2 separate regions of the Homo sapiens genome follow, and region 2 is linked to region 1. Evidence: read pairs that join two places in POLR2A ChIA-PET (ENCODE). Cell type or tissue: IMR-90. All regions are shown on one strand. Each heading gives the region's core, and the rest is flanking DNA. Links, peaks and the distances in the headings are about the cores only.

Evidence for each region. ChIA-PET counts read pairs that join two places held together with the same protein. Peaks named below come from ENCODE experiments on the same cell type or tissue, not always from the same donor. Only the 100,000 strongest peaks of a DNase experiment are listed, where the experiment ranks them.
Region 2: POLR2A ChIA-PET joins it to region 1 with 10 read pairs; 2 of 35 experiments call an interaction of 5 or more read pairs at or near these places.

What each region holds. Positions count from the first base shown.
Region 1 is chr11:15,198,479-15,201,392 of GRCh38, forward strand. It overlaps INSC (INSC spindle orientation adaptor protein), which reads left to right. Exons shown (of 13, transcript NM_001042536.3): 7 at 2,346-2,471. Among named protein-coding and RNA genes, the nearest start is that of INSC, 85 kb to the left of the region's middle. In IMR-90, for the core only: no CTCF peak of the experiment used is centred there; a DNase peak (open chromatin) is centred at 1,533.
Region 2 is chr11:15,145,346-15,148,259 of GRCh38, forward strand. All of the region lies in intron 1 of INSC (INSC spindle orientation adaptor protein), which reads left to right. Among named protein-coding and RNA genes, the nearest start is that of INSC, 32 kb to the left of the region's middle. In IMR-90, for the core only: no CTCF peak of the experiment used is centred there; no DNase peak of the experiment used is centred there.

The DNA.
Region 1 (2,914 bases), core at 197-2,696:
GGCTGCCACATTCATCCTGGCTCAGGCCTCATGCGTGTTCGTTGGCACTGTTTCTTCATTGTCTGCTTCAGATGTAAATGTCTCTCAATCAGTCATCTCTCTCTCTCTCATCTATCTACATATATAGAGAAATAATATTTATACAATATGTATGATTAAATATAAGCACACACATATATAAATATATATCCATATATATGTATATATATTTACATCTGGAAGAAGGCTAGAAATGACCAGCAGGGCTGGCTGATGAGAGCTTAGGACTTCTATTTCTTTTCTTCTCATTCTAAAGAGTAACTTGGTTTTCCTTCAGTGACTCTCTGAGTGAGGTCTGTATGTAGAACCTTCAAGCAGATGTCCCAGGAACTATGGGAAAGTAGGAAGGCAGGAGTAAAGGTTGTGGAACAAGGAATCAGAGGTGTAAGTGTCTGTCTCATGCCAGACATTTTTACTGAAGTAATTACGTGCACTTAAAATCAGAGTGGTTCTGTCTTGACCCTTCTACAACCCCCCACCCTCCGAGCATGTTAGGGCTTCTGCTCTGTGTTCTTTTAACCCTGCACCCCCAACCACATGTCATTGCCCCTCTACCCAGCTTTGTACCTGCTTTTAAAATTGTCTGCCTTCTCTATGAGACCATGAGTTTATTGTGGACGGGACTGAAGCAGTCTTGCTCAGTGTCCAGCATGACGTCTGGCCTATAATAAACCATTAACATTTTTGAATGCACGAATGAATGTACTAGCCCTAAGTTATGCCCTTTCACACCAAAAGAAATGAGGGGAATTCAACCACCCCAAAGGAAGTAGAATATATAAGTTGTGATTACTCTTAGCTGATTATAAAATGTCAGAAATTATGAACTCCTCCAGAGTTGGATATCTTCATCTTGACCCCTGAAGTGACCAGCAGCAAAACTCTTAGAATGAAAAGGGCGCATGAGCCTATCATTTTGGGGTGGAGGGTAAGGGAAGATCTGGAATTGAGCTATTTTGGTGAACCCGTGCTGGGCTTCTTCTTCCAATTGCCCATTCGTTGTTTTATCGTCATTCACTGCTGCATTCTCAGCACACATGGAACTGAGCCTGGCACATAATAGGTGCTTTTGTTGTCAGAGTTCTCAAAAACCTGACAGAGGATGGTCTTTTGCTGAACTTGCCTTCTTCCTATAACATTTTGCTTAGTTTTGGGAACCGGTACAATGAGGTTAGTTAGACCCAGGAGTGATGAGGTTAAAGGCGAGTGCCCTGAGGGACCCAGTTCAGATCAGTTGCTCATGCATTCTTTACTGCTGCCAACCCTAGGCACCCTGCCAGCTTTCAGGGAAGGAAAGAGGGAAAGATCTGGGCAAAGCGAGATGTGGGATATCCAATTCCTGCCACTCTAAATGCCCCAGTTAGTGCTGCCACTGGTTTGCTTGGCACCTTGGTTAGTCATTCCAGTGATCTCTTGGCTCACTTTGCTCCCAGAGCTAAGGTTGGCTCCAGCGATTATTATGAGTAAGTCTGACTAGTTAGCAGGGCACCTGGACAATGAGCTCTGCACTCCCAGATTCTTGCCTGATGGTAAACACTTTACTGGAAAGAAGTTTCCATAAACAGCTCTCACAAAAGGAAAAGTACATGCTCACCACACTCAAGAGCTGCGATGATTGTTTTTAAAAGGGTTATATCACACACACACACACACACACACACACACACACACACAAACAGGAGTAAACGAGTGAAAATGATGATGTGAATTTAGGCTGAATTATTTTACCCATCCGGACTTCAGTTTTTTTGATCAAAAAATGGGAGGAAATGGTAGTACTAATATAAATGAAACATTTTTTTTGCCTGCCTCCTGCAGCAGTTGGAAGAATCTGAGGAATAGCATGGTGACTGTTGGCAGAGGGAGAACCAGCTCTGGGCATCTAGTCAGTTCCTTCCACCTGCCTCAGATTGGTTTCTAGGACCTGCTTCCTGTGACTCCAGGCCTGCTCTATGGGAGGCTGCTCCAAGGGAGTTGCCAGATGTTTGGGAACCCTGTTGAAGGGTACTGATCGCCAGCCCTAGCAAATATGCCTGCCTTGGCCCCTGGCTCCCGAGCCCCAGAAGCATTTATAGTATCCCATCTCCAGCTTGGACTATGAAGGGTGACATTATTTCTGGAGCCAGCATTTCTCTGTAGTGTACATGTGAGCATTTGAGTGTGTGTAAGTGTGTGTGGGGCGGGGGTTGCTGGAGGCAGGGAGGACCCGAAAGCATATCTGGCGAATCAGGGATGTCACTTATTCTTGAGTTAGCCCCAGACAAGGTCACACAGTAAGATGATGTGACATTTCTTTCTCTTGGCAGGAGGGTGGGGTCGTAGCACTCTTCAAGGTTTGCCGGCAGGACAGTTTCCGGTGCTTGTACCCCCAGGCGCTCCGCACGCTGGCCTCCATCTGCTGCGTGGAAGAGGGTGTCCACCAGCTGGAGAAGGTAAGGACAGCTGGCTGGGTGGTGCCTGAGGTCCTCAAGCCAGGTAGGGGTGAGGTCCAGGCCTCATGATGGCCATCTGTTCCTTTTCATGGACCAAGTGCCTCGAGTAGTCCTTTTCCCAGGCACCATTCGGATAGGGTGGCTGGGACCTGGACTATGGGAGTCAGCAAAGAGGTGAAGGAGATGGGGACTGATGAGCCTGAGCAGGAAAGGCAGGGCTCAAAGGGACACTCAGCACTTCCTGGGTGGGGTGACAACTGGGGAGACTCCTGTGGGTGGATCATGGTAGGAGGCAGGCAAGTCAGGTGTTGGTGCTGGGGTTCAGGGTGGTTGATTCTTCACCCACAGCAGGCCTCCTAAAGACGGAAGAGGATCCAGATCCTGGGAGCATTGACTGGGCAAGAGCAGGGCAGCACTGGGTGTCTGGGAAAGCAGGTGGGGCT
Region 2 (2,914 bases), core at 98-2,597, 53 kb before region 1:
CATGTTCTTTTTGCAACACCAGTGAGGACACAGCACAGGACCAAGGGCTTGTCTTGAACTCAGTTTTGGTTTCCTAACATTCTGTGTAGCTTTGGAAGGGGTTTATTCTTCAAGTCTGCTCAACAGGATGAGTCTGACTTAGGGCTATGGGAGTCGGTGGGTGCAAGGGCTTCAGACTGAAGATGGAACTTTGCAGTAGGAGCTTCCCTGAGGATAGCATGCTTTAAACAGGTCTCTTTGCAGCTTTAACTGGGACTATGATCTCCCCTCCCCTGATCCCTTTAGGGCCTATCTCTGTCCATATGACTTTCACAAAACTGCCAATAAATGAGGAACAAAAGAGAAATGTCCCCATTGTCAAGCCACCCTTCCTCATTCCATATGACTGCAGTGTTTGCTTTTCTTCCTGAGGGCTGTGTCACTGAGGGCTGGCACTAGGTGAAGCTGGAAGATTTACAGTCAAGGAAGTGGGAGCAGTAGGCAGTGCTGGTGAGAGGGAAGAGTGCTGGGCTGTCTGAGAAGGGCCTCCTGGGGTTGGGTGTTGCCATTCGGGAATGGAGTCAGGGTGTCTGTTAGCAAAGGCTGAACACAGGCTCTTATCTTCATCTGCTCCAGCACCTCCCCTTCAATCATCAAACCTGGATTCTAGTCCTCTGCCACCTACTAACCAGTGCTTCCCACTGAATTTAAGAGGTCTCATCTGTAACAGAGGATGATGATGGCATTAAACGAACTAATACTATATGAAGCATTTAGAACAGTGCCTGGCACATAACACATGCTCAGTAAATATTAGCTGTAATTATTATTGTTACAGACACTTTCTAAACATCAGGTGGGCTAAACAAGTATTTCCTATCTCGCCTTCCAGATATTCTTCCTCATCCCTAGTGAAAATGAGCTGTGATTCCTCTGAGAGGTAATCTGATTCACAACCCAGACTCTTGACCATGCAGGTCTTTGGGTCAGGACTGTTCCTAATCCCACATTCAGCAAGATTTGGCTTTAGACATTAAGGAATCTTATCCTTTTGGGGCAAAGAGGCAGCCAATAATGACATAGTCTGTGAATAGGGCAGTGATGCATATGCAATCAGATGTCCTTAGGGTGCCTCCCCAGCCTCTGGGAACACAAGAGATCACATGAAGCAAGGTTTTGTGAGCTGGCAGCTCCCCCTGCATAACTGCTGGGAAGCTATGGGTCAAAAAGATGAATGATGGCACCTCACTGGGGTGCTTTAAAAAATCAAGATATATTAGGCTTATTGCAGTTTCCTCAGCTAACAGCCCAGAGGCTCCTGAAGGAAAAGAAGTCGATTGTTTTGCCTTGTTCCTGCTGTGTTCTAGCTGGCTTCTTGTGCTCACTGCTTCTTTCTGAAGGGTTCACAGGTCGGTGATCCAGAATAGGCTATTGAATGTACAGTCACAGAGCTGTATTTCCGGAATCTGCCTCTTAGAAATTCAGAACAATTTCTTGCATTCAGGCTTCTGCTTATGACAACTCTTTTTTTTTCTCTCTGGATCCCTCAGAGATGACTTGAATCAGAGTCAGAGTTTCCTCTAATACTCTATGGTATGCATGCTTCACCTCATCCTACAGTTTCCTCTTGGTTCAAACTTCAAATGGCCCTGGAATTTTCTTAGTATTTTCCTGTCTCCTCTCCTACCTTAGACTCTAATCCCCACTTCAATATTTTTACTTTGCCTCTTTTCTTCTCAATGATGAAGATGTTGAAGTAAAACAAAATCTACTTGCTCCCTGCCATCTAATCACATCTTAGTTTTACCCTGAGAAGTTGGTGTTTTCCTTTTTTGTACTTTAGTCAAACATATCAAAAGGGAGCAAACGCCTCATTTTATTGTTCCTAGTTTTTCTTTTGCGCCATCCCTTTCAGCCTACTGGCTCACCAGATTCCAAAAATATACCTTCTCAATAATGACAGTAATGATGGAAATAACGATGGTGATAACATGCTTGTTGAGCCTCTCGCTGTGCTAAGTGTGTGACCTGCTGTATCTCATTTTCTGCATCTCCCTTAGCATAGCTGACCAGAGAGCTGAGCACATAGCAGACTCATAGGACATAACAATAATAACAGCTAACTATTTATTTAGCTCTTACGTTGGCCATATTCTTCCACGTTCCTAATCTCATGTCATCCTTATACTAGCTCTTTAAAATAGATATTATTATCCTCAGTTACAGATGAAGAGATGGGGCTCAACATCAATGTGTTAAAAATTTATCCCTCTTATTCTTTCAACAGACGTGTAGAGTGCAGGCTATGTGCCTGGCCCTTGGCTCAGTTCCAGAAACACATGTGGTGTCTACCCTCAAGAAGCTCACAGTCTAGTAAGCTCCACAGACCAAGAAACAGGCAACGGCAGCAAGTCTCTGGAATTATCTAGCACCCTAGTTTATTCTGGGCTCCTGCCTCCCCACACTTTTCAGACTGACCATTTTCTTCTTTCTTCCCAGCATTATGAGGAGTGCTTTGTGTTCACCCACATCACTATTAAAGTGCTCCTCCTCCATTCTTTTCTATAGGGCTCCCGTGTAATCATGGAGTAAGACTCTTCTGTTGATGTGCCCAGGCAAAGGTGACAGAATCTGCATATTCCTCAGGGAGGGCTTATTCATGGGCTTGGGGGAGTTGGCAGAGAGAGAGAAATGAAAAAGAGAGATTGTGTACAAAAAGGCCTCCAGGAGCACAGCAGGGACAAGGCGAGGGAGAAAAATACAAACAGGTGGGTAGCTGGTTTGGGTTTAAATGTGAGGCACAGGGAAGCCAGTTGCATCCTCAGTGCTGGGATTGGGAGTCCCTGGAACCTGGGTTACTCTTATTCATTAGGATGCTTTTGGCTGTGTAGAATAAAAACCCTCACTCAGACTGACTTAAACGACAAGAGCTTTT